2 separate regions of the Homo sapiens genome follow, and region 2 is linked to region 1. Evidence: read pairs that join two places in POLR2A ChIA-PET (ENCODE). Cell type or tissue: Panc1. All regions are shown on one strand. Links, peaks and the distances in the headings refer to the core of each region. The heading gives the core; the rest is flanking DNA.

Region 1 (7,644 bases), core at 2,650-5,149:
CCTCCTGCACTCCCCCAAGCCCTGATTAGTGCTGGAGCCAGGAGCCCCAGACTCCGGAAGAACCCACACCTTGAGTTCTTTGCCAGGTTCTGCCACTTTTTGACTGTGTGACCGTCAAGTCCCTTCACCTTTCTGAGTCTCAGCCTGGGGCCGTGGCTCATGCCTGTAATCTCAGCACTTTGGGAGGCTGAGGCCAGCAGATCACTTGAGGTCAGGAGTTCAACACCAGCCTGGCCAACATGAAGAAACCTCGTCTCTACCAAAAGTACAAAAATTAGCCGGGTGTGGTGGTGCGCGCCTGTAATCCCAGCTACTCGGGAGGCTGAGGCAGGAGAATCGCTTGAACCCGGGAGGCGGAGGTTGTAGTGAGCCGAGATCACGTCACTGCACCCCACCCCAGCCTGGGCGACTGAGTGAGACTCTGTCTCAAAAAACAAAACAAAACAAAACAAAACAAAACGGGAGGCTGAGACAGGAGAATCACTTGAACCTGGGAGGTGAAGGTTGTAGTGAGCTGAGATCATGTCACTGCACCCCACCCCAGCCTGGGCAACTGAGACTCTGTCTCAAAAAAAAAAAAAATTAAAACCTTTCTGAGCCTCAGTTTCTCTGTCTGTTACATTGGGATCCCCACTCCCCCTCAGTGTGAGTTCAGGAGCCTAAGAATAAGGGACATACCAATTTTTTTTTTTTTTTTTTTTTTTGAGATGGAGTCTCGCTCTGTCGCCCAGACTGGAGTGCAGTGGTGCGATCTCGACTCACTGCAAGCTCCGCCTCCCGGTTCACACCATTCTCCTGCCTCAGCCTCCGGAGTGGCTGGGACTGCAGGCACCCGCCACCATGCCCGGCTAATTTTTTGTGTTTTTTAGTAGAGACGGGGTTTCACCGTGTTAGCCAGGACGGTCTCAACTCCTGACCTCATGATCCGCCCGCCTCGGCCTCCCAAAGTGCTGGGATTACGGGCGTGAGCCACCGCGCCTGGCGGGACATACCAATGTGACTAGGAGCTGCGCTTGTGTGCTGGGGGCAGAGCAGTGGGAACCCAAGTCCTGCCATCCCCCGTCCTCTCTGTCCCTCCCTAGCTCCCCTCTCCCAGGGACAGAGGCGTCATTAAATGTGGCTTTTCCTGACAGTTATTGGCCGGGCGCTGTGGCTCACGCCTATAATCCCAGCACTTTGGGAGGCCGAGGCAGGTGGATCACCTGAGGTCAGGAATTCAAGACCAGCCTGGCCAATATGGCGAAACCCCATCTCTACTAAAAATACAAAAATTAGCCAGGCGTGGTGGCGGGCGCCTGTAGTCCCAGCTACTCGGGGGGCTGAGGCAGGAGAATCGCTTGAACCTGGGAGGCAAAGGTTGTAGTGAGCCGAGATCACGTCACTGCACCCCACCCCAGCCTGGGCGACTGAGTGAGACTCTGTCTCAAAAAAAAAAAAAAATTAAAGCCTTTCTGAGCCTCAGTTTCTCTGTCTGTTACATTGGGATCCCCACTCCCTCTCAGTGTGAATTCAGGAGCCTAAGGATAAGGGACATACCAATTTCTTTCTTTTTTTTTTTTTTTGAGACGGAGTCTTGCTCTGTCACCCAGGCTGGAGTGCAGTGGCGCGATCTCGACTCACTGCAAGCTCCGCCTCCCGGGTTCACACCATTCTTCTGCCTCAGCCTCCCGAGTAGCTGGGACCACAGGCGCCCGCCACCATGCCCAGCTAATTTTGTCTTTTTTAGTAGAGACGGGGTTTCACCATGTTAGCCAGGATGGTCTCGATCTCCTGACCTCGTGATCCGCCCGCCTTGGCTGGCGGCGGGGATTACAGTGCTGGCGGCGGGGATTACAGTGCTGGGATTACAGGCGTGTAATCCCATTACAGGGAGGCTGAGGCAGGAGAATCCAGCTTGAACCCAGGAGGTTCAAGCTGCTTGAACTCCTGCTTGAACCCAGGAGGCAGAGGTTGCAGTGAGTCAAGATCCGCCACTGCACTCCAGCCTGGGCAACAGAGCAAGCGAGACTCCGTCTCAAAAAAAAAATACTTTGGGAGGCTGAGGCGAGCGGATCACCTGAGGTTAGGAGTTTGAGACCTGCCTGACCAACATGGAGAAACCCTGCCTCTACTAAAAATACAAAATAAGCCTGGCGTGGTGGCACATGCCTGTAATCCCAGCCACTCAGGAGGCTGAGGCAGGAGAATCACTTGAACCCAGGAGGTGGAGGTTTCGGTGAGCCAACATCGCGCCATTGCACTCCAGCCTGGCCTGGGCAACAAGAGCGAAACTCCGTCTCAAAAAAAAACAACAACAAAAAAAAAAAACAAAAAAACACAGTTATTCTTGCCTAAGCCTTTCTCTCCTGCCTCCACCTTCCCCCGCCTCGACCTGGCACGACCACTTCTCCTGGCAGGGCCCTGACACTTTGCCCATGAACTTCTGTTTCAAAAAGAAAGAAAAGAAATGCAAGAAGGAAATCTTGCCAGCTGCGCATGCCGGAGGGGCTGCGTCGTCGCGACCAGGAAGCAAGCGAAGCCTACCCAGCTGGTTTCCTGCCTGAGTCAACGGTGGCTGGGGGTGCTGCAGGGGGCTGGCAGAAGGGAGGGACCCTCAGAAAGCTAGGGTGGAGATATCCACGAGCTGGGGGTCCTTGTCTCCACCTTCATCTGAGCCCCCAGGGTAGCCCCATCTTCCACGGGTTGAGAGCACACGTGGTTTGGGGTCAGGAGCTGTACATGCCTAGACAGTGAGCTCACGCTGGGCGCGGGCAGGATCAATCTGGCTTCCATTTCCCCAAAGCCCAAGCTTGCTGGCTTTACTGAGAAGGAAGGACGCAGGTGGTTGGAACTACCCCCATCAAACTCCTTTTTTTCCTCTTTTTTTTTTTTTTTTTTTTTTTTGAGACAAGAGTCTTGCTATATTGTCCAGGCTGGTCTTGAACTCCGAGGCATAAGCGATCCTACCTCCTCTGCCTTTCAAGTAGATGGGACTGGCTGGGCACAGCCCCTCACACCTGTAATCCCAGCACTTTGGGAAGCCAAGGTGGAAGGATCGATCGCTTGAGCCCAGGAGCTCAAGATCAGCCTGGCCAACATAGTGAGACCCCATCTCTTTTAAAAAAATTGTTTTAAAAAATTAGCCAGGCATAGTGCTACACGCCTGCAGTCTCAGCTACTCACGAGGCTGAGGCAGGTGGACCACTTGAGCCCGGGAGGTTGAAGCTGCAGCAAGTCGTGATCACGCCATTGCACTTCAACCCACGCAACAGAGCAAGACCCTGTCTCAAAACAGGGTTAGCTGTTTGAAGGCAGGGCGTAGTGGCTCCCACCTGTAATCCCAGCACTTTGGGAGGCGGAGGAGCGTGGATGACCTGATGTCAGGAGTTCGAGACCAGCCTGGCCAACATGGTGAAACCCCATCTCTACTAAAAATACAAAAATTAGCCGGGTTTGCCCTGTGATCCCAGCTACTCAGGAGGCTGAGGCAGGAGAATAGCTTGAACCCGGGAGGCGGAGGCTGTAGTGAGCTGAGATCGCTCCACTGCACTCCAGCCTGAGCAACAGAGCAAGACTCTCTCTCTGTCTGTCTCTCTCTCTATATATATATGTTAGTATCTATTGTTAGAGAATTAAATAAGACATTCTCACCCTCTGATACCCCATTCTGTGTTCCTCCTAAAGTCTACCCACTGGCCTAGAGTGACTTCTCTGATTCAGCATTACAGGACGTACATTGGAGCCCTTTCAAAGCTAGACTTAGCCGACATAGCCACGTATCAGATGCTGAAGAGGGCTGCTGGGAAAAGCCAGCCCTGAGGTCCTGTTTGCAAGGGGAGCACCAGAAAGACATGCTTTTCATTTTTGTTCTGTCTTGGTTTGTTTTTTCTTGAGACGAGGTCTGGCTCTGTCGCCCAGACTGGAGTGCAGTGGCGCAATCATGGCTCACTGCAGCCTCAACCTTCTAGGCTCAAGCAATCCTCCCACCACAGCTTCCTGAGTAGCTGGGACTACAGATGCGCACCACCACACCCGGTTAATTAAAAAAAAAAAAAATTTAGGCCAGGCACAGTGGCTCACACCTGTAATCCCAGCACTTTGGGAGGCCGAGGCAGGCAGATAACCTGAGGTCAGGAGTTTGAGACCAGCCTGGCCAACATGGTGAAACCCCGTCTCTAGTAAAAATACAAAAATTTTCTGGGTATAGTGGCGCTCGTCTATAGTCCCAGTTACTCGGGAGGCTGAAACAGGAGAATTGCTTGACCCTAGGATGTGGAGCTTGCAGTGACCTGAGACTCGCCACCGCACTCCAGCCTGGGCAACAGAGCAAGACTCCATTTCAAAATAAATAAATAAACTAATAAATAAATAGGCCAGGTGCAGTGGCTCACGCCTGTAATCCCAGCACTTTGGGAGGCCGAGGTGGGTGGATCACAACGTCAGGAGTTCGAGACCAGCCTGGCTAACACGGTGAAACACCGTCTCTATTAAAAATACAAAAAAATTAGCCCGGTGTGGTGGCACATGCCTGTAAACCCAGCTACTCGGGAGGCTGAGGCAGGAGAATCACTTAAACCCGGGAGGCAGAGGTTACAGTGAGCCAAGATCGCACCACTGCACTCCAGCCTGGGCTACACAGCAAGACTCCATCTCAAAAATTAAAAAATAAATAAATAAATAAACATCAAATAAATTTTTAGAAATGGGGGAGGGGGGTCTCGCTATATTGCCCAGCCTGGTCTTGAACTCCTGGACTCAAGCAATCCTCCCACTTCAGCTTCCCCAAGTGCTGGGATTACAGGTGTGAGCCACTGCACCCGGCCATCCTTTGCTTGAACTCCTCCCTGTGTCTCCTCTGACCCCAGTTACTCACTCCCCATAAGTCTAAATCCTATGCAAGGAGATACCCCAGTAAGTCTAGGGCTCCAAAGCAGCCCCCAGTTGACTTCCACTAGTCCAGCTCCTACTGCTGGGTGACCTCAAGCAAGTGGCTCAGCCTCTCCAAGCCTCAGTTTCCTCCTCTAAGAAATGGAAGTGACAGTCCCCACTTTGCAACACTGTTTGACGGCTTATACTTCAGCGTTTATCTCCATAGCTACGGGCATTGCATGAGCACTCAACACATTATTATTATTGCTATTTCTGTTGCTATCACTGTGGCAGGCTGTGGTTTCTCAAGACGGGCACTGTCTAACAGAAATACAACTCAAGCCGGATGTGGTGGCTCACGCCTGTAATCCCAGCAATCTGGGAGGCCGAGGCGGAAGGATTGCTTGAACTCAGGAATTCAAGACCATGGGCAACACAACAAGACTTCCTCTCTATCAAAATTCAAAAAAATTGGCCAGGCATGCTGGCTCACACCTGTAATCCTCACACTTTGGGAAGCAGAAGCAGGCAAATCACCTGAGGTCGGGAGTTCCAGACCAGCCTGACCAACATGGAGAAACCCCGTCTCTACTAAAAATACAAAAATTAGAAGGGCATGGTGGCGGGTGCCTGTAATCCCAGCTACTTGGGAGGCGAGGCAGGAGAATCGCTTGAACCCGGGAGGTGGAGGCTGCGGTGAGCCGAGATCACGCCATTGCACTCCAGCCTGGGCAACAAAAGCGAAACTCCGTCTCAAAAAAAAAAAAAAATTAACCAGGGATGGTGGCTCACGCCTGTAATCCCAGGACTTTGGGAGGCCAAGGCAGGTGGATCACTTGAAGTCAGGAGTTCGAGACCAGCCTGGCCAACATGGTAAAACCCCATCTCTATTAAAAATGCAAAAATTGGCCGGGTGTGGTGACGCACACCTATAGTCCCAGCTACTTGGGAGGCTGAGGCAGGAGACTTGCTTGAACCCAAGGTTCAAGTGAGGTTGCAGTGAGCCGAGATCGCGCCACTGCACTCCAGCCTGGTGACAGAGCGAGACTCCGGCTCAAAAAAAAAAAAAACAAAAAACAAAAAAGGAAAAAAAGAAAGAAATACAACTTGAGACACATATATACTTTTATTTATTTATTTATTTACTTATTTATTTTTGAGATAGCATCTCACTGTGTTGCCTAGCCCAGTCACAAACTCCTGGACTCAAGTGCTGCTCTCCGCTCAGCCTCCCAAAGTGCTGTGTTTACAGGGACCAACCACTGTGCCCTGCCACATATGTTATTTTATTTTATTTTACTTTATTTATTTATTTTATATATATATATATATATTTTTTTTGAGATGGAGTCTCACTCTTTCACCCAGGCTGGAGTGCAGTGGTGCGATGTTGGCTCACTGCAACCTCTGCCTCCCAGGTTCAAGCGATTCTCCTCCCTCAGCCTCCCACGTAGCTGGGATTACAGGCACGCACCACCATGCCTGGCTAATTTTTTGTATTTTTAGTAGAGACAGGTTTCACCATGTTGGCCAAGCTGGTCTTTTTTTTTTTTTTTCTTTTTTTGAGACGGAGTCTCGTTCTGTCGCCCAGGCTGGAGTGCAACACTGTGATCTCAGCTTACTTCAACCTCCACCTCCCGGGTTCACGCCATTCTCCTGCCTCAGCCTCCCAAGTAGCTGGGATTACAGGCACCCGCCACCAGGCCCAGCTAATTTTTTGTATTTTTAGTAGAGACGGGGTTTCACTATGTTGGCCAGGCTGGTCTCAAACTCCTGACCTTGCGATCCGCCCTCCTCGGCCTCCCAAAGTGCTGGGATTACAGGAGTGAGCCACCGCGCCCCGCCTAAGCTGGTCTTAAACTCCTGACCTCAGATGATCTGCCCGCCTCGGCCTTCCAAAGTGCTGGGATTACAGCCCTGAGCCACTGTACCCAGCCTACATACGTAATTTAAATGTCCTGAAACCATGTAAAAGAAAATATATGAAATCAATTTTAATAATGTATTTTATTAAACCAAGTTTATCTAAAATATAATTTCAACATGTTAACAACACTAAACATTTGCTTTCTTTTGTTCTGTCTTTTTTTTTTTTTTTTTGAGACAGAGTCTCACTTTGTTGCCCAGGCTGGAGTGCCGTGGTGCAATCTTGGCTCACTGCAAACTCCGCCTCCTGGGTTCAAGTGATTCTCCTGCCTCAGCCTCGCAAGCAGCTGGGATTACAGGCGCCCGCCACCACGCCCAGCTGATTTTTGTTTTGTTTTGTTTTGTTTTGTTTTTTGAGGCGGAGTCTTGCTCTATTGCCCAGGCTGGAGTGCAGTGGCGCGATCTCAGCTCACTGCAAGCTCCACCTCCCGGGTTCACGCCATTCTCCTGCCTCAGCCTCCGGAGTAGCTGGGACTACAGGTGCCCGCCCCCACGCCAGGCTAATTTTTTTGTATTTTTAATAAAGACGGGGTTTCACCGTGTTAACCAGGATGGTCTGCATCTCCTGACCTCATGATCCGCCCGCCTCGGCCTCCCGAAGTGCTGGGATTACAGGCGTGAGCCACTGTGCCCGGCCCTAATTTTTGTATTTTTAGTAGAGACGGGGTTTCACCATGTTGGCCAGGCTGGTCTTGAACTCCAGACCTCAGGTGATCCGCCTGTCTCAGTCTTCGAAAGTGCTGGGATTACAGGTGTGAGACACCTTGCCCGGCCTCGTTTTCTGTTTTTTTGTTTGTTTGTTTGTTTTCCTGAGACGGTCACACTGTCACTCCGGCTGGAGCACAGTGATACAATCATATCTCACTGTAG
Region 2 (5,325 bases), core at 116-2,615, 760 kb after region 1:
CCACCCCACACCTGGCTTATTTTTGTATTTTTAGTAGAGACAGGGTTTCACCATGTTGGCCAGGCAGGTCTCGAACTCCTGACCTCAAATGATCCTCCCGCCTCAGCCTCCCAAAGTGCTAGGATTACAGGTGTGAGCCAACGTGCCGGGCCTGGAGAATAGTTTAACAAAATCTCCCAGCCAGGGGTGGGGGATCCACAGAGGACAGAGCTGGAGAATCCCTATCCAAATACTGGTGTGGGGATGGTTTCTGGAGAGGCTGGCTGTGTGGTCTTGGTCTGAATGTGACAAAATACCTCCGAGAAGCCTCTGCCCCTGACTCACCCAGGCCACACTCATCACCTTGTCACCTCATGTTTGAGTTCTCCACACAGCACTTGGCACCTTCTGATAAGGCATGTTTGTGTAAGCCCCTGGCTCTCCCCTGTAACCCCTGGCCCTGGGGAGGGTCTCTGGATACTTGTGGAACGAGTATGTGTATGTTTGATAGAGGCCACTGTCTTACGGAGCACACAGGACAGGCTCAGCCGTTCAGCCGCATAATTGATGCCTGCCCTCAAAAGTCACTGCAACTGATCAGGACGAGGATGCTTGCATGATCTCGGGGTGTGCGGCCATTCTATGGGACTGGCAGGTCTGGCTTTGAGTGCGGGTCCTGAGCTTATAGCATATCCTTGGTGATAGTAGCAGAGGGTTCTGCTCTTCCATGAACCGGGCTCATCTTTTGCTGCTGCGGTGTTTGGCCATTCCTTTTTTTTTTTTTTTTGAGACAGGGTCTCACTCTGTCGCCCATGCTGGAGTGCAGTGGCACGATCACGGCTCCCTGCAACTCCAACTCCTGGGTTCAAGGGATTCTTGTGCCCCGGCCTCCCAAGTAGCTGAGACCACAGGTGCATGCCATCACGCCCGGCTAATTTGAAAATTTTCTGTAGAGATGGGGTCTTGCTGTGTTGCCTAAGCTGGTCTTGAACTCATGGGCTCCAGTGATCCTCCTGCCTCTGTTTCCCAAAGTGCTGGGATTACAGACAAGAGCCACCATGCCCAGCACGTGGCTTGTTTTGAACCATTGACACATCAGAATCTAGGAACTGCGGTGTCCTTTTCACTCCTTCCCTTCTCTGTTCCCTCCCTGGTCCAAGCACCTGAGTCTCTGCCCTGAGTTGTTTCTAAGCCTCTCACCACTGTCTCTGAAGCCACATTTGCTCCCTTACTGTTCCTCTGTCCCCAGCAGAGAGATGATTCTTCAAGAAACCAAAGCAGCCTGTGGCATTCCAGCGATTCCTCATTGCTCAAGGGTAAAACCTAAAGCACTTGTCTTGGCTCTGCTCCAGCCTGCTGCTTAGCTGCTCCCCCTAAAATTTACTCTGTTCCAGCCTCCGGGTGTCACCCGCTTCCCCAAAGCTCTGTGCTACCCCAGGGCCTTTGCATTCCCCGCCAGGGAGCCTCATGCTGGCCCTCAGCTGAAATCCCATTTCCTCAGCAGGGTCCTCCCGGGCACACCCACTGTGGCCCTCTGGGCCCTCTGCACCGCTGTCTCCTCTCCACAGCTCCTGGTACATCGTGACCCCGTATTATGTAATAGGTGCTTTGTTCATGTCCCCTTGAGCACCAGCAAGCCTAGGGGGTGGGGGGGATAGCCTCTCTCAGTCGTGCGCACTGTCATATCCCGGCCCTTGGATCGCTGCCCGCACGCTCTTGTTACACCCGCCTGACTGCCATTCATCACTGAGCCCAGCAGCTGGCACAGGCAGGCCCGACGCAGCAAGGGGCACAGTCCGTGTTGGTTGCGTGCATGGCGAGTGCAAACTGCACAGTTAGCAGAAAAGGTTTTTGGGAGTGACAGACACCCCTGCACACGGTTGAGCCCTTTGTAGGTCTCCGTGTGACAAGTACATCCCTGCTGTGCTTGGGAAAGGGCTGCGGCTTGGGAAAGGGCTGTGTGGGTTCCCTGGCTTCTTCCTGCTGTCCCCGAGGAGCATCGGAAATGGGTCACAACGCAGCAGGTAACCGCAGCCTCCCTCAGGCAGAGCTGAGTGGCTCAGTATTCCATCCAAGGCCTGATCAGAGCTCCTCTGGGCCACATAGAGCCCCCAGGACATGGCTGGACTAGGAGTTGGGACCCTGATCTCCCTTCCTGGCTGGGTCACGCCCGCCATGCCACTGACTCTTGGGGGACCTGCCTGGAAGGTGAGGAAGTGATCCATGCTAGCTCGTCCCTGGGGACCAAGTCCTTCTGCACCTGGGGTGGTCACAAATCTGCTTTCAGAAAAATCATGGGGGCGGCGCTGGGGGCTACTCAGCTGGGAAATCATTACAGACATTTCCGATCATAGATCACACTGAAAGTTTTTGGGCATCTAACTCAGAAGGAATTCTAGATTTGGGATTTTTTTTTTTGCTCTGAGAAAACTCCACCCTAGGCCAGGTGTAGTGGCTCACACCTGTAATTTCAGCACTTTGGAAGGCTGAGGTGGGCGGATCACTTGAGGTCAGGAGTTCAAGACCAGCCTGGTCAACATGCTGAAACCCCTCTTCTACTAAAAATACAAAAATTAACCAGGTGCAGTGGCACGTGTCTGTAATCCTGGCTACTTGCGAGGCTGAGGCAGGAGAATTGCTTGAACCCGGGAGGCAGAGGTTGTAGTGAGCAACCTCCTGCAGAAATTTTCTTTTTATTTATTTATTACAGAAACAGGGCTCTCACTATCTTGGCCTGGCTGCATGCACTACCGTGTCTAGCCTGGATTTTTCTTTCTATGCTTAGAACCTTTGGTCACTGAAATATTTCTTAAACATTATTTTTTCTTTTCTTTTTTTAAGACGGAGTCTTGCTCTGTTGCCCTGGCTGGAGTGCCGTGTCGCGATCTTGGCTTGCTGCAACCTCCACCTCTGAGGGCGGGTTCAAGCCATTCTCCCACCTTAGCCTCCCAGGTAGCTGGGACTACAGGTGCACACCACTACGCCCAGCTAACTTTAGTATTTTTAGTAGAAACAGGGTTTCACTATGTTGGCCAGGCTGGTCTCAAACTCCTGACCTCAAGTGATCTGATCTGCCCGCCTTGGCCTCCCAAAGTGCTGGGATTACAGGCATGAGCCACTGCACCCAGCCTAAAAATTAAATTTCAATTTGATCAACATGATAGGGTAATCAGTGCTAACCTTCAGTCATAAACATGTATTATAATAAGATCCTATGAAGGAGGGAAACAGAAACCAACGTCAAAGCAAAAAGAGAGCCAATGTTAAAGAGCTTATTCATAGCCTCTTATTTTTTTTTAAAGGGATAATGGTAGGTTTCAAATTACTGAAGCATTTAGACTCTAGATAGATTTAACAGAGTCCTGTAAATGTTTATGTAAAATTTTTAATACCGACAGTAGGCCAGAAATGACATCTTTTGCAACTCTTAAAGCTTGGGTAAAAATATTAGTTACAGGCGTGAGCCACCGTACCTGGCCTATTTTATTTTATTTTATTTTATTTTATGTTTTTTGAGACAGAGTCTCAGTCTGTTGCCCAGGCTGGAGTGCAGTGGCATGAACTCTGCTCACTGCAACCTCTGCCTCCCAAGTTCAAGTGATTCTCGTGCCTCAGTCTCCAGAGTAGCTGGGACTACAGGCATGTGCCACCACACCTGGCTAATTTTTTGTATTTTCAGTCGAGATGAGTTTTCACCATGTTAGCTAGGATGGTCTCAAACTCCTGACCTCAGGTAATCCACCTGCCTTGGCCTCCCAAAGTTCTGGGATTACAGGTGTGAGCCACTGTACCTAATATTTTTTTTTTTTTTTGAGTCAGGGTCTCATTCTGTCACCCAGGTTGGAGTGCAATGGTGCTATTATAGTTCACTGCAGCTTGGGCCTCCTGGGCTTAAGTGATACTCTTGCCTTAGCTTCCTGATTATGCTAGGACTACAGGTGCATACCACCTACAGCCGGCTACTTTTGTTTTTTTTTGGTAGAAATGGGGTCTTGCGATGTTGCCCAGGTTGGTCTTGGGTCTTGGGTCTTGGACTCTGGGCCTCGAGGGATCCTCCTGCCTTGGCCTCCCAACCATGTGTGTGTTTAATGGGCATTTCTTTTTTTTTTTTTTTTTTGAGACGGAGTCTCGCTCTGTCACCCAGGCTGGAGTGCAGTGGTGTGATCTCAGTTCACTGCCACCTCTGCCTCCTGGGTCAAGCGATTCTTCTGCCTCAGCCTCCCAAGTAGCTGGGACTACAGGCGCCCACCACCATGCCCAGCTAATTTTTTGTATTTTTTGTAGAGATGGGGTTTCACCGTGTTAGCCAGGATCGTGTCGATCTCCTGACTTCATGATCCGCCCCCTCGGCCTCCCAAAGTGCTGGGATTACAGGTGTGAGCCACTGTGCCTGGGCCTAATGGGCATTTCAAACTTTACATGTCCAAAATGGAGCTTCTGATTTTTCCTCTTGAACCTGCATTTCCCCACCCCCTTGGTGGCAGTTCCGGCCTGTTTGTTACCCAGGCCCTAAGCTGTTTGACTCTGCTCTTTCTCTCATGCCTCATGTCCAAATGTCAGCACATCCCTTAGCTCAGCATTCTAGAATTTAACCACTTCTCATCAGCCTCACTGCCGTTACCAGGCCTAAGCCAGGGGTTGGCAAACTTAATCCAGCTAGCAAAGATCTTAGGCTTTGCCTAAGGGTCTCTGCAGCACTGCTCATCTCTGTCGTCTCTTTTTTTTCTTTTAGAGACGGAGTTTTGCACTGTCGCCCAGGCTGGAGTGCGGTGGTGCGATCTCGACTCACTGCAACCTCCGCTTCCCAGGTTCAAGCAATTCTCCTGTCTCAGCCTCCCAAGTAGCTGGGATTACAGGCACGCATCACCACGTCTGGCTAATTTTTGTATTTTGGTAGAGACGGGTTCACCATGTTGGCCAGGCTGGTCTCAAACTCCTGATTTCAAGTGATCTGCTCACTTTGGCCTCCCAAAGTGCTGTGATTACAGGCGGGAGCCACCGCATCCAACCATCTCAGACATCTCAGCAGCAGTGATACCACTGTGGCAGCCACAGATGACATCCAGTGAGCATGGCGTGTTCAATACAACTCTATTTATGGACACCAAAATTTGAATTTAATTTTCACATATCATGAAATAGGTTTCTTTGATTTTTTTTTTCCATCCGCTTAAAAAGGTAAAAACGTCATGTATTTTTTAAAAGATAAAACAAAAGTTAAAGCCATTTTTAGTCGGTTCAAAAGCCGGCAGTAGACCAGAGTTGCCCTATCGGCTGTAGTTTGCTGACCCATTTGTCTAAGCCATCATTACCTTCACAGAATTATTTCCACAACCTTTAATTGGA

The links. ChIA-PET counts read pairs that join two places held together with the same protein. Peaks named below come from ENCODE experiments on the same cell type or tissue, not always from the same donor. Only the 100,000 strongest peaks of a DNase experiment are listed, where the experiment ranks them.
Region 2: POLR2A ChIA-PET joins it to region 1 with 7 read pairs; 3 of 35 experiments call an interaction of 5 or more read pairs at or near these places.

What each region holds. Positions count from the first base shown.
Region 1 is chr19:13,785,369-13,793,012 of GRCh38, forward strand. No RefSeq gene overlaps it. Among named protein-coding and RNA genes, the nearest start is that of ZSWIM4, 6.3 kb to the right of the region's middle. RefSeq lists enhancers at 491-1,452, 2,517-2,806. In Panc1, for the core only: no CTCF peak of the experiment used is centred there; no DNase peak of the experiment used is centred there; H3K4me3 peaks cover 19 bases; H3K27ac peaks cover 263 bases.
Region 2 is chr19:14,543,886-14,549,210 of GRCh38, forward strand. The region is part of intron 1 of TECR (trans-2,3-enoyl-CoA reductase); the gene reads left to right. It also overlaps a transcript of DNAJB1 not described here. Among named protein-coding and RNA genes, the nearest start is that of TECR, 17 kb to the left of the region's middle. In Panc1, for the core only: no CTCF peak of the experiment used is centred there; no DNase peak of the experiment used is centred there.